Linked DNA regions of Homo sapiens: region 1 is linked to region 2. Evidence: chromatin contacts called from ENCODE Hi-C or POLR2A ChIA-PET data. All regions are on one chromosome and are shown on one strand. The core of a region is the stretch at or near the end of the contact, and the rest is flanking DNA. Distances in the headings are between cores, read along the strand shown.

Region 1 (3,632 bases), core at 898-3,397, 280 kb before region 2:
TTCCGGGGCTAGGTCAATCAGAGAAACTTTGCCTCTTCTCGATTCCTTTGGTGACATATAGTCAGTGATACAATGGTAAATGTTTAATGACTGGATATCTGGGAGAAACACCTGGACTTCTAAGGTCTTCCAATTTATATGGTATAAGTAGTCCCTTTATGGCTGATTTCAAGGTGCCAATATTGTGTCCGGAATTGGTGGGTTCTTGGTCTCACTGATTTCAAGAATGAAGCTGCGGACCCTCGCGGTGAGCGTTACAGCTCTTAAGGTGGCGCGTCTGGGGTCTGCCCCTTCTGATGTTCAGATGTGTTTGGAGTTTCTTCCTTCTGGTGGGTTTGTGGTCTCGCTGGGCTCAGGAATGAAGCTGCAGATCTTCACGGTGAGTGTTACAGCTCATAAAAGCCACGTGGACCCAAAGAGTCAGCAGTAGCAAGATTTATTGCAAAGAGCGAAAGAACAAAGCTTCCACACTGTGGAAGGGGACCGGAGCGGGTTGCCACTGCTGGCTGGGGCAGCCTGCTTTTATTCTCTTATCTGGCCCCACCCACATCCTGCTGATTGGTAGAGCCCAGCGGCCTGTTTTGACAGGGCCGTGATTGGTGCGTTTACAATCCCTGAGCTAGATACAAAAGTTCTCCACATCCCCATCAGATTAGTTAGATACAGAGTTTCCACACACAGGTTCTCCAAGGCCTCACCAGAGCAGCTAGATAGAATGTCTATTGGTGCACTCACAAACCTTGAGCTAAACACAGGGTGCTGATTGGTGGGTTTACAAACCTTGAGCTAGATACAGAGTGCCGATTGGTGTTTTTACAATCCCTGAGCTAGACATAAAGGTTCTCCAAGGCCCCACCAGAGCAGCTAGATACAGAGTGTCGATTGGTGCACTCATAAACCTTGAGCTAAACACAGGGTGCTGATTGGTGTGTTTACAAACCTTGAGCCAGATACAGAGTGCTGATTGGTGTATTTACAATCCCTGAGCTAGACATAAAGACTCTCTATGTCCCCACCAGACTCAGGAGCCCAACTGGCTTCACCTAGTGGATCCCGCACCGGGGCTGCAGGTGGAGCTGCCTGCCAGTCCGGCGCCGTGCGCTCGTACTCCTCAGCCCTTGGGTGGTCGATGGGACTGGGCGCCGTGGAGCAGGGGGTGGTGCTCGTCGGGGATGCTCGGGCAGCACAGGAGCCCATGGAGTGGATGGGAGGCTCAGGCATGGCGGGCTGCAGGTCCCGAGCCCTGCACCGCGGGAAGGCAGCTAAGGCCCGGCGAGAAATCGAGCACAGCGCCGGTGGGCCGGCACTGCTAGGGGACCCAGTACACCCTCTGTAGCCGCTGGCCCGGGTGCCAAGTCCCTCACTGCCCGGGGCTGGCAGGGCCGGCCGGCTGCTCCGAGTGCAGGCCCGCCAAGCCCATGCCCACCCGGAACTCCAGCTGGCCCGCTGTCACCTCTCAATATGACGCCACTAAACATGGAGTTGATAACAGGTGTGCAGTAGCTCAACATTATATAGTATTTCTACCATACAGATACAGTAGTAGACAGAGCTTGATGAATATAGAACAAATTTGCGTCAGACAATAGCTTTTTGTTTTTAGATAGTTTCTTTAAGGGTGAAAACATTTAACCAGGCTCTCTTGAAGCCCTGCTGCCTGGGGGAAGTCATTTGATTTTTGCTAGTCTGTATGCATTGTTTATGTACAGACTTTATGGTTTTGTTCTCAAAGGCATCTCCTCCTACCCCGAGCCTCACACTGCTGGGGTTTCGTTTGTTTTAAATCTTGGTTGGAGGGGGCACTCTCTCCAGAAAGTAAAAGACAACGGATCTGGCTCCAGTCCAGGACGGAAAGCATAACGCTTGATTTCTGGATGGGGTTTGCACAAGGACAGCACGTGAGTTCTGCTCTCCGTGGGACTCAGACCGGATAGGCCGTGAAAATCTCTAAGGTGTCAGTCCACGCAACCTAACCTGGCAAAGGGAATGCTTTGCAAACTCAGGCCCCAGAACAGAACTCGGCCTACCAGATCCAGGGAGCCAAAGCACGCAGGCGCAGACAGAGTAGCGGTGAGCAGAAGGCAGGCGGGACGGGCGCGCGCACTCGGCGGCCAGGCGCGGCGGGAGCGCGCCCTAGGGGGCGGGCACTGAAGCTGCGGCTTGCGGTTCAGCGGGTTCTAGGGCGCCGGGCGCTCGGGCCTCGGCCATGGCTCACAGGCCGAAAAGGACTTTTCGGCAGCGCGCGGCTGATTCCAGCGACAGCGATGGCGCCGAGGAGTCGCCTGCTGAGCCTGGGGCGCCGAGGGAACTTCCGGTCCCGGGTTCTGCGGAGGAAGAGCCGCCCTCTGGAGGAGGCCGCGCGCAGGTGGCGGGACTGCCCCACCGGGTTCGGGGCCCTCGTGGCCGGGGCCGGGTCTGGGCGAGCTCCCGGCGTGCCACCAAAGCGGCTCCCCGCGCGGACGAAGGCTCAGGTGTCCAGGGAGACGCGGGGAAGCGGGGAGGTGACGGCACAGGGCGGGAAGGGGCCGCGGGGTCTCTGGATCCTTCTCTGGGGGTTCTATAACTTGCTGCCGACCACAAGCCATGCTGAGTCTTATCCAGAAAGACTTATCCAGAAGGTAGTGAGCGAGAAAATAGCTCGAGCACTTGCCCGCTATCTGCATCTGCCTTTTGGACTCCTTGGGGGAAATAAAACAATCGTGTACAGTTGGGAGGCTCTTCGTTTTCACCATCAGTTGACTCCATCAGTTATAACTAACACAGTTATCAAAGTTTATGAAGAACCTAAACTGTCACAACAAAGTTCAATAATTTATAATACTATTAAGTGGGCAGAAGTTATATGTACCTTTTAGACACTTGACCAACTTATCTTTCTTGAAAACATTTAGCCAGAGTAGTACAGGAATCTAGGTTTTGGGACATTCCCCTTTGTTTATTTTCTTTTTTCACCAGTTATTTGCAAAAACTAATAGTAATATATACAACACAAAGAAGCATGATAGAGATTCATGACACTGTAGATGGTACCAGTAATGGTGTTAGATATAGTGTCGTCATTTTGAAGTACCTTTGAGTTCTTAAATACAGGTGTAAGGCAGCATAAAGTTGTTTAAATAAAATGTGCTGCTCTGAGTTGGAATTGTAGCTTAATGAGGAATACGGTTTTTGGTTAGTCTTGAGAGCTAAAATCTTCCTATTATTTTTTATTGTCATTAAAGTGATTTTTATTAATTTATTGAGAAGTAAAAAATGTATATACTTATAGTGTACAACATGATGTTTGAAATGTGTCTACAGTGACTAAATGGAGCTAATTAACATTTGCTTTACCTTAGGTACTTACTTTTTTTTGTGGTGAGAACACTTACTATCTACTCTTACTAATTTTCAAGTATGCAATGCATTGTTATTAATTTTAGTCACCGTGTTGTAGAATAGAATTCCTCTTGTCTAATTAAAATGTGTGCCCTTTGACCAGTATCTTCCCAACTACCCTCAACCTCACTCAGTCCCTTCTAACCACTACTCGACTCTCTGCTTCTGTGATTTCTGATTTCCACTTTTTTAGATTACATATGTGAGATCATGTGGTGTTTGTCTCTCTGTGCCTGTCTTATTTCATGTAACAT
Region 2 (3,281 bases), core at 450-2,949:
AGAGAATATAGCCACTCCTCCTCCTAGGAGCTCAGGCCCAGGGACATCAGAGTTCTGTCCCTGAGCCCCTGAATGGAGTTGTTGGAGTTCCTCCAGGGAGGCACCCCAGTGAGGAGGGATGGGTCAGGGTCAGGCCTGAAGATGCACTCTGGCTGCAGTCTGCCACAGCCTGTGTGTTGCCCTGTGAGGAATAACCTCTTAAGACCAAGCCTTCCAGCCTCCCTGGCTCCAGCCAGGGAAAAGTGCAGCCTGGAGCTATAGAGATGGCTGCCACCCTTCCTCTACCCCAAGAGCTTAGTGTATTAGACAGCTAGCAGTCCCATTGTTGGCTGCTGCCCTTCCTCCAAGTCTCTTGGAAGGCTTAGACAGTAGGCGGCTGCCCCTCCCCACCAGGAACTCAGCCTGTTTAAGCAGTTTCTAGCTGAGTGGCTGTTGAGAATCTGCTCAGCTTTGTGGTTTTCTAGGCCCCAGTGGTGTGAGCTCACTAGTGAGATTTTCTAATCTGTGGATTACACAGTTCCATGGGAAAAGCACAGTTTCCCAGGCTGGATAGCACTCTTACTCACCACCTTCCTTGGCTGGGGGGTGGAAGCTCCCCTGTCCTGTGTGGCTCTCAGGTGGGCCACTGCACCATTCTGCTCTTCCTTTCTTTCTGTGGGTCACGCCAGCTGCCTAGGGTCAGTCCTGATGACAGAACCTGCATACCTTGGTTGCCGGTGCTGGATTTGCATGCTGTTTTGGTTCTTTTCAGTGGGAGCGTCTGATCACTGCTGCTTCTAGTTGGCCATCTTGACTGCAGTCATTCTTTCTATCTTAGAGCTTCTGATAGATGTGTAGTAGTATCTCACTATGGCTTTAATTTGCATTTTCCTAATGGCTAAAAACATAGAACATCTTTTCATGTGCTTATTTATCTTCTGTATTTGTTTTTTGACGAAATGCCTTTTCATGCCTCCTGCCCATTTTCTACTTGGATTGTTAGCTTTTTTGTTATTGAATTTGGAGAATTTAAAATATATATATATTCTTGACATTAGTCCTTTGTTGGGCATATGGTTTTAAAATATTTTATTCTCCTCTATGGTTTGCATTCTTATCCACTGTTACAGTTTTTTCTGATTCATTCTAATTCCTAGCCTCTTTCCTTCAATGCTGTCTTCAGAGGTATTTTAGTACCAGGAACTCCTAACATGAAAATCCTTGTAGGATTCCAGTAGAGACTGGAAAATTGTTTATAAAACTGGTAAAATTTACATAAATATCTGGATCTTAGCTTCTCCAAAAGAATCAGGTAATCAGGCAACACTGGTTTGCATTTATTTTGATAACACTCAGAACTCACTTTAGATAGTACTCTCTGAGTTTTCACTTTCTTCACTTTTTCCTGTTGGCTAATAACCAGACTGCTTTATTTACTTCTGTTAGAGTTTGTATATGGTTGGTTTGTCCCACCAAATCTTACATTGAAGTTTGATCCCAGTGTTGGAGGTGGAAACTACTGGGAGGTATTTGTGTCACTGGGGGTGGATCCCTCATGAATAGATTAATCCTTTCTCTGGGGAGGGGTTGAGATGAATGAGTTCTCATACTATTAGTTCCCATGAGAGCTGGTTATTAAAAAAGAACCTAGAGTTTCCTTCTCTCACTTCCTCTCTTACCAGGTGATCTCTGTACACATTGGCTCCCCTTTGCCTTCTGCCATGAGTGAAAGCAGCCCGAGGCTTTTGCCAGATGCAAATGCCCAATCCTGAACTTTTCAGCACTCCAGAATTGTGAGCCAAATAAATCTTTTTTCTTTATAAATTGCCCAGCCTCAAGTATTCTTTTATAGCAGGACAAAATGGACTAAGATGCTTCTTTACCTGCCTAGCCCTGGTAGGCATTAAGATTTTAACCCCTGGCTGACACAGTACAGTTTAAATTCTCTTGCATGATATGGTAGGCTGAATTATGTTCCCCAAAAACACCTAAGTCCTTGTAAAACAAAAATAAAATTCTAACCCCCCCACCCCCACCCCAACCATCTGAATGGACTTCCTCCTCAGCCAGGACACTCTTAAAATTTAACCTGAAAGATTGGTTCAGGCCATTGCAGGAAGTGGGGCTCAGACATGCCTCATTACGCCTCTCTGGCATTAACATCAACACAGACCTTAAGTCTGATAAGAAGTATTTACAATCTATTCTCTCTGAAGCCTGCTACCTGAAGACTTTCTCTGCACACTAAGAACTTTAGTCTCCACAATCCTTTATCTTAACCCAGACATTATCTATTTTCTTTCTATTGATCCCAGGTCTTTATATAAACTCAACCATTTGGCAACCAGAAAATTTAAAAATCACCTATAATCTGGAAGCTCCCCCCAGCCCCCCACTTCAAATTGTCCTGCCTTTCTGAACTGGACTCATGTATTTCTTAAATGTATTTGATTGAAGTCTCATGTCTCCCTAACATGTATAAAACCAAGCTGCACCCCAACTTACACAGCGTCCATGTGAAGAGACCACCACAGGCTTTGTGTGAGCAACAAGGCTGTTTATTCCAGCTGGGTGCAGGCGGGCTGAGTCCAAAAAGAGAGTCAGAGAAGGGAGATAGGGGTGGGGCCGTTTTATAGGATTTGGGTAGGTAGTGGGAAAATTACAGTCAAAGGGGGTTGTTCTCTGGCTGGCAGGGGCAGGGGACATAAGATGCTCAGTGGGGGAGCTTTTGAGCCAGGATGAGCCAGGAGAAGGAATTTCACAAGGTAATGTCATCAGTTAAGGCAGGAACAGGCCATTTTCACTTCTTTTGTGATTCTTCAGTTACTTCAGGCCATTTGGATGTATACGTGCAGGTCACAGGGGATATGATGGCTTAGCTTGGGCTCAGAGGCCTGACACAACCCCCTTGGGCACGTGTTCTCAGGACTTCCTGAGGGCTGTGTGACAGGCTGTGGTCACTCGTATTTGGCACAGAATAAATCTCTTCAAATATCTTACAGAATTTGCCTCTTTTTATTGACATCCTGATTCCTAGAACCTGCAAATACGTTACCTTATGTAGCAAAAGGGACTTTGTTGAGGTTGATTAAGTTAAGGATCTTGAGAGGGGGAATTATCCTGGATTATCTGGATAGGCTTGATGTAATCACAAGGGTTCTTACAAAACAAGAGCAGAAGGGACAGGGTCAGAGACGAGATGTGGACAGAAGCAGAAGCTGAAATTATGCACTTTGTAGACAAAGGTAGAGGCTGCAATTCAAGGGATGCAAATGGCCTCTAGAAACTGGAAAAGGCAAGAG

Evidence for each region. A loop is a pair of places that touch in the nucleus more often than their neighbours do. ChIA-PET counts read pairs that join two places held with the same protein, here RNA polymerase II (POLR2A). Pooled maps may share reads with other maps.
Region 1: a loop to region 2 is called in a map with no recorded cell type, with 10 times the contacts of the local background. The contact joins the promoter of GCFC2 here to the enhancer-like site in region 2. A Hi-C loop is called at or near these places in 9 of 37 single-sample maps with no recorded cell type and 6 of 50 pooled maps. POLR2A ChIA-PET finds 5 or more read pairs at or near these places in 2 of 52 experiments (Panc1 and activated B cell).

What each region holds. Positions count from the first base shown.
Region 1 is chr2:75,709,430-75,713,061 of GRCh38, reverse strand. GCFC2 (GC-rich sequence DNA-binding factor 2) reads left to right here and starts at 2,147. Exons shown (of 17, transcript NM_003203.5): 1 at 2,147-2,471. The coding sequence starts at 2,207. LOC105374813 (a long non-coding RNA gene) reads right to left here and starts at 2,123. Exons shown (of 3, transcript XR_940260.2): 1 at 2,028-2,123. RefSeq lists an enhancer at 766-1,337 and a silencer at 2,316-2,615.
Region 2 is chr2:75,430,294-75,433,574 of GRCh38, reverse strand. No RefSeq gene overlaps it. Among named protein-coding and RNA genes, the nearest start is that of EVA1A-AS, 92 kb to the left of the region's middle. RefSeq lists enhancers at 9-168, 199-278, 479-748, 759-838 and a silencer at 319-408. Within about 2 kb of position 1,699, at least 3 of the 41 ENCODE cell types and tissues checked have a DNase peak (open chromatin) inside an H3K27ac peak, as active enhancers do.